Linked DNA regions of Homo sapiens: region 1 is linked to region 2. A link is a loop called in an ENCODE intact Hi-C map of the cell type or tissue named here. Cell type or tissue: GM12878. All regions are shown on one strand. Links, peaks and the distances in the headings refer to the core of each region. The heading gives the core; the rest is flanking DNA. Region 1 overlaps BTG1-DT (BTG1 divergent transcript). Region 2 has its middle 17 kb from the start of CLLU1.

Region 1 (8,862 bases), core at 3,032-5,531, 220 kb after region 2:
GAATTTAATTTGAGCATCTTGATGCCATAAGAACTGAGACGTCCTTGTTTTAAAAGGGTAAAATATTTATAAAATTATTTCATTTTAAACTTAAAACTATTCTGTTAAGCATGGCTTCAGATTTATTACCAAAATGACAGAAAATGAACGCATTTTTATTTTTGCTATGTTCTACCCAAATCAGCAAAAACAAAACAAAGATGCATTGTAATGTTGTTATATTGTGTTCCTTGCAGAAGAAGGATTGATGACCAACATAATCATCAGATAGTAAAACATGTGATGTAACCAAGAAGTGTTAGAGTTCTATTATCACAAAAAGGGGGACAAATCTGCCAAGTAGTTGAACACTACGGATGTTTACCAAAATCACAGTAAAATAAAATTGAATCACTGATAAATACAAAAAGCGAAAGTAATATATTAAAGGTGGTAGTGGTTTGGGAGGTGAAGGGGAAGAGAGAGAGGATGCAATAGAAACTTGGATTGAGAAGAACCAGAACCGGAGTGACTAAGTATAAAACTTTGCTCTGAGCACCCTAGAAGCCAAGGCAAGGAGGGACATTCAATGGATCATATAACTCTCTAGATCTAACAAAAGAAAGCTCCCGGTTTTGGTGGATGATATAGATACTTTCCTGACTCTGAACTCGGAGAATAATTTGTCGTTGAGAATTTAAAGGAGAGACACTGAACAACATAATGAGGTCCTGTGTTTTCAAAAAGCAAGTTTTCAAATGGATGTGTTTCACATTTTGCCTGATGAAAGCCAGGGACATAGCATTACACTCTTGCTCTGTAAAGTTAATTATTCAAAAGGCCAGAGTGACATAGTCCAAAGAAGTAACCTAAGGACAGTCTCAAAGGTGGAAAACCTGTGATGAACTACTGGCCATGCCACTTATTAGTGGAGCCACTTTAGCCACGTCCCCTTTCATTCTCTGAGCTTATGTTTTTTTAATTTTAAAGAAGGAGGGATAATATCTCCGTTTTCTAATTGTATGTGAGAATTGAATTAAATAACCTGTGAAAGTACCTTTAACTCTTTAGATATAAACATATGTATAGTATTTGCATAAGGAAAATGATACTCTAGAATCTTCTAGACAAAATCAGATCAAATTACATATATTTTATAATTAATTACATAAAGTGTTCAACTGATGAGTCATTCAATAGTGAAAGACTATGCTAAATTTTCATTGCAGCTCTAAATGAAAGGCTTTTTATTTCCCCTGTTTATTATTTTGCTTTTTAAATTTCTTGTGTTTCAAATAAATAAGGTGTCATCAACAAAAGAAATAGGTTTTTGTTTGGTTGGTTGTTTTTAGAGATGGGGTCTTGCTATGTTGCCCAGGGTGGCCTTGAACTCCTGGCCTCAATCAATCCTCCCACCTCAGCCTCCTGAGTAGCAGGTATTACAGGCATGAGCCACTGTGCCCAGCAAGAAATAGTTTTTTATTTGCTAAGGATTTTAAGGCAGTGTTTATAACACTGGAAAACCCCGTAGACATTATTATTACCAATGTGATCATTAATACTATCATCATTACTTCTCCCAACAGCTACAATTTATTGAGCGTTTACTATTGGCCATACATGAAATTAAATGCTTCTGTGTACATTAAAAATGCAACCCCTGGACTAGGAATGAGGACAAGGGCAGTTTTTATAACACCCCTCATGAGCAGTAAATTATCAGACTAGCCACTTATCTCTGACCCTAAGTTCCTCAGGTGTAGAATAGTATTATTACACATCTTAAAGGATTCCTTCTAGACTTCAAGATTCTATTAACTGCTTTGTCAGAGTCCACTTAATGGTGAAAAGGTTGCTTCTCATGTTTGTGATATATTATAGGCACTTTCACCATAGTTAGGAATTGATGATTTTCTTATGTTGTTCTCTTTGGTGGCTTAGTAAAAGCAGCACCATATTTTTTCTCCTATGAACCTGGTGGCATATTCTTTCATAAGCGAGAACATGTCATCTACAACTTGTGGAATTCTGTGGAATGTATTTCTCTAAAGAGAATATTAAGGCCCCAATAATTTTGTGTTACTGCCTAAAATTAGTGGGTGTTCATTGTGTTTCTAAGGGATATTCCATTGCTTAGTCAAGTTCCCCAGCAGTTCAGCAACTTTCATTAGTTAAGATCATAGTTAATATACCAAAATAGAATCTAACAGGGGTTTTCAGCTTTGGCCACACATGGCAGTCATTGGGAAGCTTCAAAAAATATCAGTGCATGAATCCTACCATTAGAGATTCAGATTTGATTGGTCCAGGGAGAAGCCTGGACACTGGGATTTTGTTTTTCTAACACTTTCCCAGGTGATCCTAATGTGAGGTCAAGATTGAGATTTACTGGCCCATCTGCCATTGTCAGTGAGGCAGAACATCGCATATTTGAAGATGAAAAGTGCCAATCAGAACCAGTTGGTGGATACACTACTGAAAAAACCAGCGTTAGAGGCCAGTAGGGTCCCAACCAACACCTAAAAGGCTGGTGAAACTGGCAGTATAGAAAATTGTAAGAAGGTTGTAAGAAGGCTTTTTTCAGTGTCTCTGTGTTATTTTGGGGCTTATCAACTGAGAAAAAGTAGAAATGAAAGGTATATCATCTTAATGAAAAAAGCCATTTGTGAGTCTTCTTTCTTTATCTATTTGTTCTGCTTTATAACGGTCAAAATCCAGAAGAGGCGCCTGCGAAAAGTGATATATATTCACCATATTCTCCTGCCCCTCACCCTCCTTTTGGGAGGCACCAAACTTCCCTTTCCGATTCGGAGGTCTTTTGGACATAGTTTATACTGTCATTGTATCTTTCAGGCTCTATTTAAATTGATAGAACCAAGAGACACAAGAAATCTTTACCAAAATGAGAAACCAACTTGAGGTAATCTTTTGGGAATTTCTTTGCTTTCTTATATAGCATCCAACACATGGCTCTGTTCTGGTATGTTTAGGAAATCGTGCCCATCCTGTCTCTTTGTTTGCTTTTTAAACCCGCTTTTTTGATTTCTTGCAAATTTTTCTGTCCAAAGCTAAATTGATTCTGCACAGCAAAGATAAACTCCAATCCAGAAACTGAAGAGAAACTGTTTATGTGGTTGAGGTGCATATTTATAGGATTCCTGATTCAGTGGTGAGACCTGGAGGAGCTGCACCGCAGCTGCTGGTCTATACAATGGCCCTTTTTCAGTTCTATGAAATGAGAGGTTTTCATCTCCTCCAGGAAGATTTTCAGGTCTGGTCCACAGATGGCTGACATTTGGGCCTTTTCTTAGATCTTCTTGTGACTTCTTAAATAAAATTTTGAGGTTAAATGTATAAATAATATGGAAGGAACTAAACGCTTGAGGTTAATGTTTGCAGGAAAAACCAGGGAGGGGACTTTTGCTAAAGGTGTTTTTTGAAATGCTGCTCAACTTCCTACTTGACACAGTAACCCAAGATAAGGGGTTTTCACCATTTTTTTTTCAATTTTTATAATTACCACAAAAACGTACCTTGTAATCTGAAGCAGAGAAACATTCAAATTTATCATAGTGTTATCCTATTTTTTTTGCTTACTTTTTCCACTGTATAAGATGATGAGAGAAAACTAAGATGTTTAGAAAATGAAAAGCATGGAAAAATAAATGACCTCCATGAAAGTATTTAGGGTTTTAAAAGAAGAAGGAGGAGGAGGATGAGGAGGAGGAGGAGGAGGAAGAAGGGGAGGAGAGGAAGAAATGCCACAACCACCATGTATTTTCACTATCTACTTGAAAATTTCAGCAATTTTCATCTTCATAGGATTTATTTTCCTAGTAGTAAGAATTCCTAGTATTTTGTTTTCTCATATCTCAGCCTTTATCACTATTAAATACTCTGTTAGTTGTGTTTGTGTATGTGTGACAAAGGAACTTAGAAATGTAGTAATATATTTTCTCATAATACAATTGCCTCTTGATTCTAAATTTGGATTTAATTAAACTATTCGATATATGTAAGAAGTTTTGATTGTAAATAATAGAAAAGAATTTTGGAGAATTTAGGCAAGCATTCAGATGTACTGCAGGGATATTTGGGCTATTTTACAGTGCCTAAGGACTGAAATATGTCAGTGTGTTAGGTTGCTTTTAAAACAGCTCTCAAAGATTTCTGCCTCCTGATACCCACACCTTGTGTCATTTCCTTCCCATGAGTAGAGGCTGGATGTAGTGGCTTCTAACAAGAAGAGAGCAGCAAAAGTCATAAGATTCTCCTCCAAGATTAGACCATGACTTCCTTCTTGGTGGCTTTTTCTCTTTTCACTCTGACAAAGGCAGATGCCATGCTGTGAGCTGAGAAGCTTATGTGACAAGAAACTGAGTGCAGCCTCTGGCCAACAGGTGGTGAGAAACTGAGGCTATTAGTGTAACAGTCTGCAGGAAACTGAATCCTACTGCAGCCATATGAGTGAACTTGGGAAAGGATCCTTCCCCATTTGAAATTTCAGATGAAACCACAACCTCAGTCAGGACTTTGACTGCAAACTCGTGGAAGACTCTGACACAGGGGATCCAACTACTCCCTGTCTAGATTCTCAGCCCACAGAAATTGTGGGATAATACATGCTGTTGTGTTAAGCCACTTAGTTTTGAGGTAATTTGGTATACAACAGCACATAAGTGATATAGTTAGCAAAAGTGTATGAGCCCTGAGGGTTGGCAGAGTGGAGGGAGGGGTGTAAAATGCTTTTACTGCTCCTTAATTTCCTTTCTCTCTGGGTGTCTGTCTCATTCATCTCTCTCATTACCAAGCCACTCTGCCTGATCCTCAGCATCCAAGTACACCAATAGCTGCCGCATTCACCTGCCTTTAGTTTCTGTCATTTGGAGGAAAATTAATGTCTTTTTAGGCACCTTTCCAAAACTATAATGGCAGGCATTGGATTGACTGATCTTGTGTCAGAGGCTGACCTCTAAACGAATCTGTATCCAGGTGGGAAACATGCAAGGGAGAGATTGTGAATGACTCTTCTTGGATCAAGTGCACTAACAGCAATTTCTGTGGTGATTATGGAAACTAAAAAATGTAGTTAGATTTGCAATTCATTTCACTATTTTTCTTACTTTGGCTTATCATTTATATAGCATGAATTACTAACGTGGTGAAACTAATATATACCATCACTCTAAAAAGTAAATAAAGAAAAATTTAAGGTCTGTAAAAAAAAACTTTTCACCTAGAAAGTGCATCATATGGGACTTGAGATTGGTACAAAGTACAGTCCAAGATGTAGAAAGTAAAAGCTTGACATTCTTGATTATTCAGGAAGGATATTATTTGACATTTGAGGCCAACTGAAGCTTCTTATGTCCGTCATATCACAAGTTCTTTGGGTCTCCACTTTCTGCCTATTGTCCAGCATATGTGGAAATATACAATTCTGGAAAAGGGGGATAAAACAACAAAAACAGAATCAATTGTTGTACCAGGGTGCTGAACATTTATCAAACTACAACTGTATAATTGTGACAAATAAGAAGGTCCCTTCAGAACTGCCTAAACGCAGAATACTGACTGTGATCAAACAATGTAGAAAAAACAGAGTGGATTTGCTGCTGGAATCCCAAACAGAACACATCGTAGAAACCTATATAATATTTTGGCTGCTAGACTTGCTTCATATATCCAAAGCATTTTGTAAAGATTAACTCTGAAATCAGGAAAAATAAGCATACTTTATTGCTGTTTTGATGTGATAAGAGTACTGGTAAGAGAGTTAAAGAAAGCATTCTATTGGAAATGGCCGAGATAATAGAATCACAATTACAGGATGCTAAAGGGCAGTTAGTGGGTGTGTGGAGTGCCTGTGAAATCAGAGGCAGGGATGGAGGGGCTGGTGAAGACACAGTGTCCACATACAGCATAGGACCTGGGCTTTAGAATCATTCTCCTTGGGTTCAAATTCTTCCTCTGCCAAGTACCAGAGACTTTGGGCATATCATTTACACTCTGTGCCTCAGTTCTTTCATTTTTAAAATAGAGAAATATTGAAAAGTACCCAGCTGTATAGTTTTGCTGTCAGGATGAGCTAAGATAATTTATATAAACAGCCTGGCATGGTGCCTAACACATGGTAATCACTCAAATGTTAGTCTTATTGTTACACACTTTTTGACACCAGTTATTTAAACTCTTTCAACCCCTATGTGCTCATTTGTCAAATGGGGAAATAATTTTAGCAATTAAAATTGTGACATATGTAAAGTTATGACATATGTAAATTATGTAAATTACATATGTAAAATATGTAAATTACATAAGTAAATTATGACATATGTAAAGTTATGTGTATGTCCTCGGATATCACGTTATACACTTACTCAGTCTAAATACAGGCATACCTTGTTTTATGGTGCTTTGCTTTGTTGCACTTTGCAGTTGGTACATTTTTTACAAATTGAAGGTTTGTGGCAACCCTGTGTCTAGCAAGTCTACTGGTGTTATTGTTTTCAAAAGCACATGCTCACTTCGTGTCTCATGTTCAGTTTTGGTGATTCGCTCAATAATTCAAACTTGCAGATATTTCAAACAGGAAATACGTTTACAGCATTGTTTACTAAATATTTTAAGCCCACCATTGAGACCTACTGCTCAGGAAAAAAATAAATAAATAAAAGATTCCTTTCAAAATATTACTGCTCTTTGACAATGCACTTGGTCACCCAGGAGCTCTGAGGGAGTTGTACAAGGAGATTAATGTCTTCATGGCTGCTAATACAGCATTCATTCTGTAGCCCATGGATCAAAGAGTAACTTTGACTTTCAAATCTTCTTACTTAAGAAATATATTTCATGAAGCTACAGCTTCAATAGATAGTGATTCATCTGATGAATCTGGGCAAAGTTGAACACCTTCTGGAAAAGATTCACCATTCTAGATGCCATTAAAAACGCTTATGAGTCATTGGAGGAGGTCAAAATATCAACATTAGCAGGAGTTTGGAAGAAGCTGATTCTTCTTCCTTATAGATGACTTTGAGGGATTCAAGACTTTGGTGGAGGAAGGAACGGCAGATGTGATAGAAATAGCTCGACCTAGAATTAGAAATGGCATCTGACGATGTGACTGAATTACTACAATATTGGGACAAAACTTGAATAGATGGGGAGTTGCTTCCCATGGTTAAGCAAAGAAAGTGGTTTCATGAGATGGAATCTACTTCTGGGAAGATCGCTCTGAACGTTGTTAAAATAATAAAGGATTTAGAATATGACAAACTTAGTTGATAAAGCAGTGACGGAGTTTGAGAAGATCGACTCCAATTTTGAAAGAAGTTCTGTGGGTGAAATGTTATCAAACAGATCACATGCCACAGATAAATCTTTCATGCAAGGAAGAGTCCATTGACGTGGCAAACTTTATTATTGTTTCATCTTAAGGGATTGCTACAGTCACCTAGCCTTCAGCAACCACCACCCTGATCAGTCAGCAGCCAACAACATCAAGGCAAGGCCCTCTACCGGCAAACAGATTACAACTCACTGAAAGCTCAGATGATCATTAGCATTTTTTTTAGCAAGAAATATTTTTAGGTCGGGCGCAGTGGCTCATGCTTGTAATCCCAGCACTTTGGGAGGCTGAGGCGGGTGGATCACCTGAGGTCAGGAGTTCGAGACCAGCCTGGCCAACATAGTGAAACCTGTCTCTACTAAAAATACAAATATTAGCCGGTCATGGTGGCATGCACCTGTAATTCCACTTGCATGGGAAACTGAGGCAGGAGAATCGCTTGAACCCGGGAGGCGGAGGTTGCCGTGAGCCGAGATCGTGCCACTGCACTCTAGCCTGGGTGACAGAGAGATACTCTGTCTCAAAAATAAAAAAAAATTTAATTAAAGTTTGTCCACTGAGTTTTTTAGACATGATATTACTGCAGCTTAACAGACATAGCAGTTTAAACATAACTTTTACATGTATTGGGAAACCAAAAATTTTATGAGTTTCTTTTTTATTATTGTGGTATTATCTTTACTATGGGATCTGTAACCAAACCCGCACTATCTCTGAGGTGTATCTATATATTTTTTCTTAGTTCTCTGGGAATGAGAAGAGAAAATAAGTTTGCAGCCCTTTTGCAATCATCTAGGATCACAGTTGCAGTCCAAACGATGGTGTGTTAGTTTTCTAGGACTGCCATAACAAATGATCACAAATTAGATGACTTAAAACAACATAAATTTATTCACATAGTTTTGGAGACTAGAAGTCTAAAGTCACGGTGTCAGCAGGGCCATGTTCCCTCTGCAAACTCTAGAAGAGAATCCTTCCTTGATTATTCTAGTTTCTGGTGGTTCCTGTGTATCTTGCTTTATGGCAGCATAATTCCAATCTCCATTTTCATCTTCATATGGTCATCTTCTCTATGGATATCTGTCTCCAATCTCCCTCTCTCTTTTTTTTTTCTCTCTCTCTCTCTTTTTTTTTCCAAGAGTCTCACTCTTACTCAGGCTGCCGTGCAGTGGTACAATCATGGCTCGCTGCTGCCTTGAACTCCTTGACTCAAGCAATTCTTCCACCTTAGCCTCTCCAGTAGCTGGAACTACAGGCATGCACCACCACACTCAGCTATCTTTTTATTTTTTATTTTTTGTAGAGATGGGGTCTCACTATGTTGCCCAGGCTGGTCTTGAATTCATGGGCTCAAGCAATCCTCCCACTTCAGCCTCCCAAAGTGCAGGGATTACAAGCATAAGCCACTGTGCCTGGCCTCTCCTTTTACTTATAAAGATACTAGTCGTCATATTTAAGGTAGACTCCAAATCTAGGATTATTTCATCTTGAAATACATAACTCATATCTGTAAAGATCCTGTTTTCAAATAG
Region 2 (8,862 bases), core at 3,587-6,086:
TTGTAAGTTCACTAGACAAGTGCCATTGTCTAAAGGTCTTTAGGGCCAGACTCAGAGTAAGCCATGCACATTCCTCCTAATTTAACTGTAGCTGGGTTTCCTATTCAATTAGAGGAGAACTTATTGAAGAATAGTCTCTAAGGAGAAAGAGGAACTGTTCCTTCAGTGCATTGATTTTTATAGTGTGAAAGCAAACAGGTTTTTATGTGTGTCCAGGAATATATTGGGGGTTATAAGGTTTTTTTTTAATTAGGATATTCTCAAAATCTGCTTTGCTTCTTGATCCAAAAGTCAAAGAATGTCAAGATGAGTAGACATTAAACAATAATGAGTTTAATCTCTCATCAAGTACTTAAATTCTGCCCTCTGTATTCATCATAACAGGGTGACTGCTTTAACAAAAACTTCAAAATTTTATTGGCTTCACCTCAATGAAGCTTATTTTTCACTTATGTCTTATTTCATTGCAGATTAGCAGGAAGAGGCTATGCCATTCAGGGATACAAGTTCCTTCCATCTTGTGGCTCTTCCTTCTTCTAGATAACCAAAGTATTCCCCTTTCAGCCAGCAGATGGGGCAAGGGGGTGAGGCTCACACAAAGGGTTGGTAGGGTGGAAGGGGCAGTTAAAGGGCAGCCTGGATTTGGCAGGTACCACTGTCACTTACATTTCATCAGCCAGAACTCAGCCACCAGCCCACACCTAACAGCAAGGAGACTGGCACATGCAGTCCAAGTGTACAACCAGGAAAAAGAGGAGAACATAGATAGTGGAGAAAACTAGCTATCTCTGCTTTAGCCTTCCAAGTGGTTATATGACCTCCCCTAACATTCTTCTAGTGACAGGGAACTCATTACTTTTTTTGAGTAAGATAATGTATTTCACCTTTAAACATCCTGGGCAGTTAGGGAGTTTTTCTTTTGTTGAGTTGAACTATATTTTGCTGCATTGTCAAGATAAGCTAATACTTAAGACATAGGCTCTAGAGCCAGACTGCTTGAGTTTGTATCCAAACTCCATCAACTTGGGACAATTATTTCTCAGAGTCTGTTTCCTCATAAATTAATGCATGTATTGCATGGCTTGTGCCTGACATGTAATACATTCTCAATAAACATTAGTGCTTAATGTACCATATATTGGTGCTTGTTTTAACCTTTGTATTCATACAGGTACATCCTTGTCCTTGTCCTTGGATATTTAAAGGTATCTCTGACCCTATTCTAAGTATCTTCCAGAATCTTCAGCTGTTACTCAAGTGAACTCATTTAGCGTCCCTTTCCAATTCTGGTCACTATTCTCAGACTGGGGTTCAGTGTGTCTATAGCCCTTTGAAGAATATGGTGTTCTTATCAGATTACAAGATTCTTTTTTTTTTTTTTTTTTTTTTTTTTTTGAGACAGAGTCTCGCCCTGTCGCCCAGGCTGGAGTGCAGTGGCACATTCTCGGCTCACTGCAAGCTCCACCTTCCGGGTTCACACCATTCTCCTGCCTGTCTCCCAAGTAGCTGGGACTACAGGTGCCTGCCACCACACCTGGCTAATTTTTTGTATTTTTAGTAGAGATGGGGTTTCACCACATTAGCCAGGAAGGTCTCCATCTCCTGACCTCGTGATCTGCCCACCTCGGCCTCCCAAAGTGCTGGGATTACAGACGTGAGCCACCACACCCGGCCTACAAGATTCTGATATGCTCTGACCAGGGAAGAGGGCAGGAAAATTATAACATCCTTATTTTCAGCAGCTGCACATCTGTCTGTGCAACCTAATGAGAGGTGACAGCGTGCTGGCAGTCCTCACAGCCCTCGCTCGCTCTCGGCGCCTCCTCTGCCTGGGCTCCCACTTTGGTGGCACTTGAGGAGCCCTTCAACCCACCGCTGCACTGTGGGACCCCCTTTCTGGGCTGGCCAAGGCCGCAGCCGGCTCCCTCAGCTTGCAGGGAGGTGTGGAGGGAGAGGTGCGAGCTGGAACCGGGGCTGCGTGCAGCGCTTGCGGGCCACCTGGAGTTCCAGGTGGGCGTGGGATTGGCGGGCTCCGCACTCGGAGCAGCCGGCCGGCCCTGCCGGCCCCGGGCAATGAGGGGCTTAGCACCCGGGCCAGTGGCTGCGGAGGGTGTATTGGGTCCCCCAGCAGTGCCAGCCCACTGGCGCTGCGCTCGATTTCTCACCAGGCCTTAGCTGCCTTCCCTCGGGGCAGGGCTCGGGACTTGCAGACCGCCATGCCTGAGCCTCCCACCCCCTCCATGGGCTCCTCTGCGGCCCGAGCCTCCCCGATGAGCACCGCCCCCTGCTCCACGGCGCCCAGTCCCATCAACCACCCAAGGGCTGAGGAGTGTGGGCGCAAGGCGCCTGCAGCCCCGGTGCGGGATCCACTGGGTGAAGCCAGCTGGGCTCCTGAGTCTGGTGGGGACGTGGAGAACCTTTATGTCTAGCTCAGGGATTGTAAATACACCAATCTGCACTCTGTATCTAGCTCAAGGTTTGTAAACACACCAATCAGTACCCTGTGTCTAGCTCAGGGTTTGTGAATGCACCAATCCACACTCTGTATCTAGCTACTCTGGTGGGGCCTTGGAGAACCTTTGCGTGGACACTCTGTATTTAGCTAATCTGGTGGGGATGTGGAGAACCTTTGTGACTAACTCAGGGATTGTAAAGGTACCAATCGCGCCCTGTCAAAACAGACCACTTGGCTCTACCAATCAGCAGGATGTGGGTGGGGGCAGATAAGAGAATAAAAGCAGGCTGCGGGAGCCAGCAGTGGCAACCCGCTCTGGTCCCCTTCCACACTGTGGAAGCTTTGTTCTTTTGCTCTTTGCAATAAATCTTGCTGCTGCTCACTCTTTGGGTCCACACTGCCTTTATGAGCTGTAACACTCACCGCGAAGGTCTGCAGCTTCACTCTTGAAGCCAGCGAGACCACGAACCCACTGGGAGGAACGAACAACTCCAGACGCGCTGCCTTAAGAGCTGTAACACTCACCGCGAAGGTCCCCAGCTTCACTCCTGAGCTGGCGAGACCACGAACCCACCAGAAGGAAGATACTCCGAACACATCGGAACACCAGAAGGAACAAACTCCGGACACGCTGCCTTTAAGAACTGTAACACTCACCGTGAGGGTCCGCAGCTTCATTCTTGAAGTCAGTGAGACCAAGAACCCACCCATTCCGGACACACTAGGATCACATTAGCTTTTTCACTCACCACTTCACCCAGTTACTATATATCAATCTTACTTTCTACAAAAAGTTTTAAAATTTTATATAAATGTAATTGTTAAGCCAAATTTCTTGCATTGCTATAAGGTTTTATATTCCCAAGAGAAGGTTGTTATACTTATGCCTATACACTTTTAGTATATTCTATTTGATCTTGTATTTTCAATCTAAATGGAAGTTACTGCATTCTCAAAGCCCTCCTACTACTTAACCGTGGCTAATACAGTTTCCTAGAACACAAGGAGAGTGATCAAGACTCATTTGTTAGTGTAAATGTCTTTTCCCTGGCATTATAAATGACTAGTGTCAGGGAAAATTACTAAGCTGATATTTAGGAAATTTTTTTCTATTTTTGAAAAGTTATTAAAAACACACACACACACATACACCAGCACACATTCTTGGGATGAAGCCTAGCACAACTGTTTCAATGTGAATTCCTTTAGCCTTTTCTCCTTTTGGACAGGGAGTTTCACTGTGTGTGCTGACACATTGTGTGGGGTTGAGAAGGACAAGAAAGGAGACCAAAGATAAGGCAGAAGAAGCGGGTGGATACCACAGATAACACTTTAGGCAGGTTTAAAATTCTTATTGAAGAAAACTCACCTAGCAGTGGCTGAACTAGGTGACCCTGAAGGCTCCTTACAAACCTATGATTCTCATAATCTATCTCATAAATAAGCAGATTCCAGCCCCAGAAGCCTCAGTGTACCAACCTAGGAAACGGTAGCATTCTTTTTTTGAAATACTTGTTCTAAGTACTGTCTCTTCAGATCAAGAATGGTGTTCCTTCTTAATAGCTCCTCCATTATCACTACTCCCCCAATCACTATCTTTGTGACTATGAAAGCCTGACTCTGAAGGCTAATCCTTAACCTTCCTGGTCTTCTTTACTAAAGTCAGTCTTTGGTATGAGTCATTTGAGATGGATGCATGGGCCTTTTCTGTAGTAATAGCAACAACGATAGTAGCAATACTAATAGTTAATATTAATTGAGCACATACTACATGTGAGGAACATGCTGTGGCATAGGTACTATATTACTAACTACCACATGTTACTGAAGAGTAAGCTGAGGCACAGAAAATTACATAGTGCCAGGGGCAGTTAAATAGGCACTCCTAACTATAGAATGCAAATTACCATTCACACATGGGCATAGTTCCTGCCATTTACCACCCTCAGAGGCTGCAGACTTAGCTGCCAAACTGCCAAAGGTTTACACAGATGTAAATTTCAGGCTACATGAATCCCATAACTTTTTGTGCCTACTTTTCACTAATTCACCTGACTTTGACATCTCATGCTTCTATAAATGTCTTTTAACTCAGTGGTTAATAAGAAGCTAAAATGGTATTTTGGTATAATTACAAAGTAATCAGCATAAAGTTTTGGGCAACAATTGAATTAGTGGCTCCTCGAACAAAAGGACAGAACATGTTACATTTTAACATGGTGCGTAAAAAAAATGCTTACAGGATCAAGGCCATTAATCCCTTTAGTTCACTTGGACTGAGGGTGGGGAAATCCCAAGAAACAGCAATTCAATCACCTTCTTGAACAGCCCACATGCTCAGATGATTTCTGAGAAATGAACTTAACTTTTAGAGGTTTCATGATCAGCTGCTGGATGACATCCGGCACCAACTTAACCACTAATCTCAGATCTCATAGCAACACAGATCGCCTGGAACTCAAAATAGTCCTGCCTCAAGCTCTTTTCACTTCTTATCACTTCAGCAAGAGCATGTGAAGGAAAGGTGTCTATCAGCCAACAGCTGCTAATTTTCAGAGAAATGAATGGATGTGTGGCTGCTTCCATTTAATCAGTCACCATCTATCTCAGCAGTATTAATGCTTCCATTTGACCAGCCACCTCTATCTACACATACTTCTTTTTTATCTAAGAGTCTACTGGACTTTTTCAAATTCATCTGAACATGTGATATTTTCACAGGGCTCAACATTGAACAAAATCCTCTTTAATCCTAACCTTTCACCACTTTATTTTATTTCTCAACATTTCCCTTTCATAGAAACACATTGGAAGCTAATCCCCAAGACTTTGAGAGAAGTCACCCAAGAAAGTCTGACTTTGCTGGAAGATCTTTAAGCTGCTTCAAGCCTTGGATGTCATCTGATCACTGCTCTTGATTTCTTTATCCTTGGACTGCAGTTAGAGACTTGGCTGCTATAAAGTGAATTACTCTTGAATAAGGGCATAGTTTCCACTGTGATAACCTTGTTTCTATCCATGACAGCTAGGGAAACTGCAGCCTGAGAGTGCTTTGCTTGGTAGCAGGTGTAATGTAGTTTTGACTAAAATTCTGTTGAAGAAAACTCTCTCAGCTTGCCCCCAAACAATTTATGTCAGCAGAAGAAATAAATAAAGAAATAATAATAGAGTATATTGTTTGAATTTGTTGCAGTGGGGTATATTGTTTTATGACAAAAAAACAAGTATCAATTTTTAGTTGCACACTTCTAGGTCACCTAAATGGTTGGTTCTGGCACAAAATTTAATATAAGGAAATGTGAAAACTCCTCCCCTAACTTCTGCCAAGCCTCTCCTGTATGGTTAACTGCTGCTTTCATGTCCCCTGTCACTGAGAGGACTTTGGTAGTCATATTTCATCTCTGTAATTCCCATATGAACTTGCCTTAAGTTAAAAACAACCAAGGATACATTCTCCTTTGCTTTGTAGGAGGTGGTGCCCAGAGTTCATAAACTGAATTTAAATTATACCAAAAGAGATCTTCAAACTGTGAAGAAAGCCTAGCATATGACAGTTTGCTCATAAAGACCAAGTAAAGCTACTGTATTGCAGAGGAACCAACAGTTTAGTATAATCCAATTCAATTTGCAAGCAATCATTAATTATTTTCTGGGTTTATTATATCATTAATAGCTGTAAATAAGCCACGTATTTCAGTTGAAAGGAATCAATTCTACCTTTAAATCAAATTTGAAGAAGAGGAAGGGGAAAAAGAAGAAGAGGAAGAGAAGGAGGAAGAAGAAGAAAAACAAGAACATGAAGAAGAAGGAGGGGGAGAGGTGAGGAGAAGAAAAAGAGGTAGTGGAAAAATAAGGAGGAGAATAGAAGGGAGAGGGATAACAATGATACCACCTTTTAAGAAATCAAAAACTGGATCTGTTAGTCCTCCCTCCCTCTCAGGCACCCAATCTCAGGTGTTGCTAGACAGAGGACAGCAAGACCCTTCTAATTTCCCACCGCAGCAATACACCCAAGTGCCATCTCTTCCTGAAATGCTAGAAGGGAGCTAACATTCACTGGGCTCCTCTTACAATCATGTACATTCTTTGGTACTTTACATGACTTAGATATATAGTTCCATTAATTTCTCAAACAATAGTATAAGGTAGACAATGTTATTTCCATATTTATAGATTAAGTTCAAGAGGTTGAGAAATTTGCCTTAGGTAACACAGCTAACAAGAGAGGAGCTGGCATTTAAATCCGCATGTCTGGATTGCCAAACCTAGACTTGTTCCATCATCTCACATGCACTTCACCTTCTCTGCTCTGCCAGGAGATTGATCTGGTATCTCCTTTGCAATCTGGTAAGCCTGTCTGTCTGGCACAGCTTACCCAAAAAGGGTCTCCTAATACCAATCTTTGTTCCCATACATTGTTGGTGAGTCCCAGCCCAAGCAAGGGCAATTTGCTTTTGCAGGTTACTTTCCCAAAGTGGCTATGCATTTGTGTTTCTTACCACTGAACATAAGGCAGTCCATTGCTCAGGCATAAACCCCAACCCGAGACAACTGGGTACATTGATAGTTACCACACAGATGAAAAAACTTTGATGGAAAGGGCAAACACTGGGAAACACATGGAAAATTGGTTTCATGTGGTTTGATTACACTGACTTAAAATATCCCTTTTTCCTGATCAGATCAGAAATTGATATGTGTGTTGCTACTCTGAGCTATGAGTCTGAGTATTTTTTTTTTAATGATGTAGGGACTCTTCTTTTGAATATCTGTGGGCCCTTTAAATGAGATGGAAGAAAATCTTCCAATATTGTCACACTTGATATAATATTTTTCAAGGAGAGACTGTCAGGATGAGGATGTACCCTCACAACCCATATTAAGGAGAAAAGCAAAAGAAATTGGAGGAGAGAAGACTTAAATGTGCTGAGGGCTGATTCTGACTCTGTGCCAGGCGCTAGGTTTGCCACTTGGCTAACTTTATTTTCTTCATTCCTCTCAACAACCCTGTGAAGTATAAACATTCTACCTGCACACCACCACCACTACCACCACCATCACCATCACCACCGCCACCACCATCACCACCATTACCATGAAGACTGAAGGAGCAATACTCCATGTAGGGTCCAGTAGCTGTTGCGTGATGGAGCTGAGAATTGAAATCATATCTCCCTGGGCTGTTTTCACTACACTGCACAATCTTCTAATGAGCAGGGCTCTGTTTTTGGCCTGAGGAATGAAACAGTGACAAGGCGTACTCTGTGTGTGTGTGTCCTGTATTCAAGAGGCTTAAAATCTAGTTAGGAGACAAATTTAAAAGGTCAGTAGCAACCGATGCTTGTAAAAATGCTAAGCCCAACAAAGGTACAGAAGTCCAAAGGAGCCACTGATTACAAAGACCCCAAGTCGTGGAGGAGTTTTCATGAAGGACAGAGACTTGGATTGGGCTTAGAAAAGAAAGCCGAGGACTTACAGACATGGAGAAGAGGCCAACAGCTGTCCCAGAAGGCAGATCACCTTGGGCTAAGAATACACATGCTGTTTTTAGGGAACAAAGTGAGTGGCTGTGGCTGCTGTTATTTCAGAGGTGAGCATAGAGCGAGAGTTAAGAAATGCCCCTTTGGAAGGTCTGTTAGACCCTTGCTCCTCAAAGTGTGGTCTGAGCACCAGTGCTGTCAACATCACCTGAGTGCTTGTTAGAAATGCAGAATCTGGTTGAGTGCAGTGGCTCAAGCCTGTAATCCCAGCACTTTGGGAGGCCAAGGTGGGAGGATTGCTTAAGCTCAGGAGTTCCAGACCAGCCTGGGCAACACAGTAAGACCTCATTTCTATTAAAAAGAAAGAAAGAAATAAAGAAATGCAGAATCTTGAGCCCTGCACCCAACCCACTGAATTTGAATGTGCATTTTTACGTGGTTTCCCATGTGATTTGGAGGCACAATGAAAGTTTGAGAAGAACTTCCTTAAAGAAGTAGGTTCACTCCTCTCATTTTTCATCCTTTAGATACCAAAATAAGGCTGAAGAGGACTAGAATGTCTTCTTTCTGCCACTCTGTCCTCTTTTTCTCTTCTCTCCCGGCTCTTTGTGTAGAGGCCTAGGTGGCTGTTGGTAAACTCAGGGCCTTTCGTAGTGCTCCCTTTCTGCTGCTTTGCCTAAAACCCAGCATCCTTTTTCTGAAACTTCTGTGTGTCATGCTTCTTCCTTTTCACTGGTACTCACTGATCTGCGAATGTCACACTCGAGAATGTGGAGCAAATGTGTTTTGTACCCAAATATCTACAACACAGAACAATTCAATTGCGTTTCCAAGAGTCAGCCCTAAAGAATTGGCCTGTGTGTAAATGTGCCTGACCTGAGCATAAGAGACTGTTCTGTGTTACTAGCATCACCCAAATTCAGCAGT

Evidence for each region. Hi-C counts contacts between places; a loop is a spot of excess contacts. Peaks named below come from ENCODE experiments on the same cell type or tissue, not always from the same donor. Only the 100,000 strongest peaks of a DNase experiment are listed, where the experiment ranks them.
Region 1: a loop joins it to region 2, with 2.2 times the contacts of the local background. A loop is called at or near these places in 2 of 110 quality-filtered maps.

What each region holds. Positions count from the first base shown.
Region 1 is chr12:92,180,683-92,189,544 of GRCh38, reverse strand. BTG1-DT (BTG1 divergent transcript) reads right to left here. Exons shown (of 3, transcript NR_135036.1): 3 at 3,761-5,419. Among named protein-coding and RNA genes, the nearest start is that of BTG1-DT, 39 kb to the right of the region's middle. In GM12878, for the core only: no CTCF peak of the experiment used is centred there; DNase peaks (open chromatin) are centred at 3,126, 3,314 and 4,324; H3K4me3 peaks cover 329 bases; H3K27ac peaks cover 1,849 bases.
Region 2 is chr12:92,399,989-92,408,850 of GRCh38, reverse strand. No RefSeq gene overlaps it. Among named protein-coding and RNA genes, the nearest start is that of CLLU1, 17 kb to the left of the region's middle. RefSeq lists cis regulatory regions at 3,560-4,009, 4,640-5,173 and enhancers at 4,602-4,851, 8,385-8,534. In GM12878, for the core only: no CTCF peak of the experiment used is centred there; a DNase peak (open chromatin) is centred at 4,870; H3K27ac peaks cover 2,500 bases.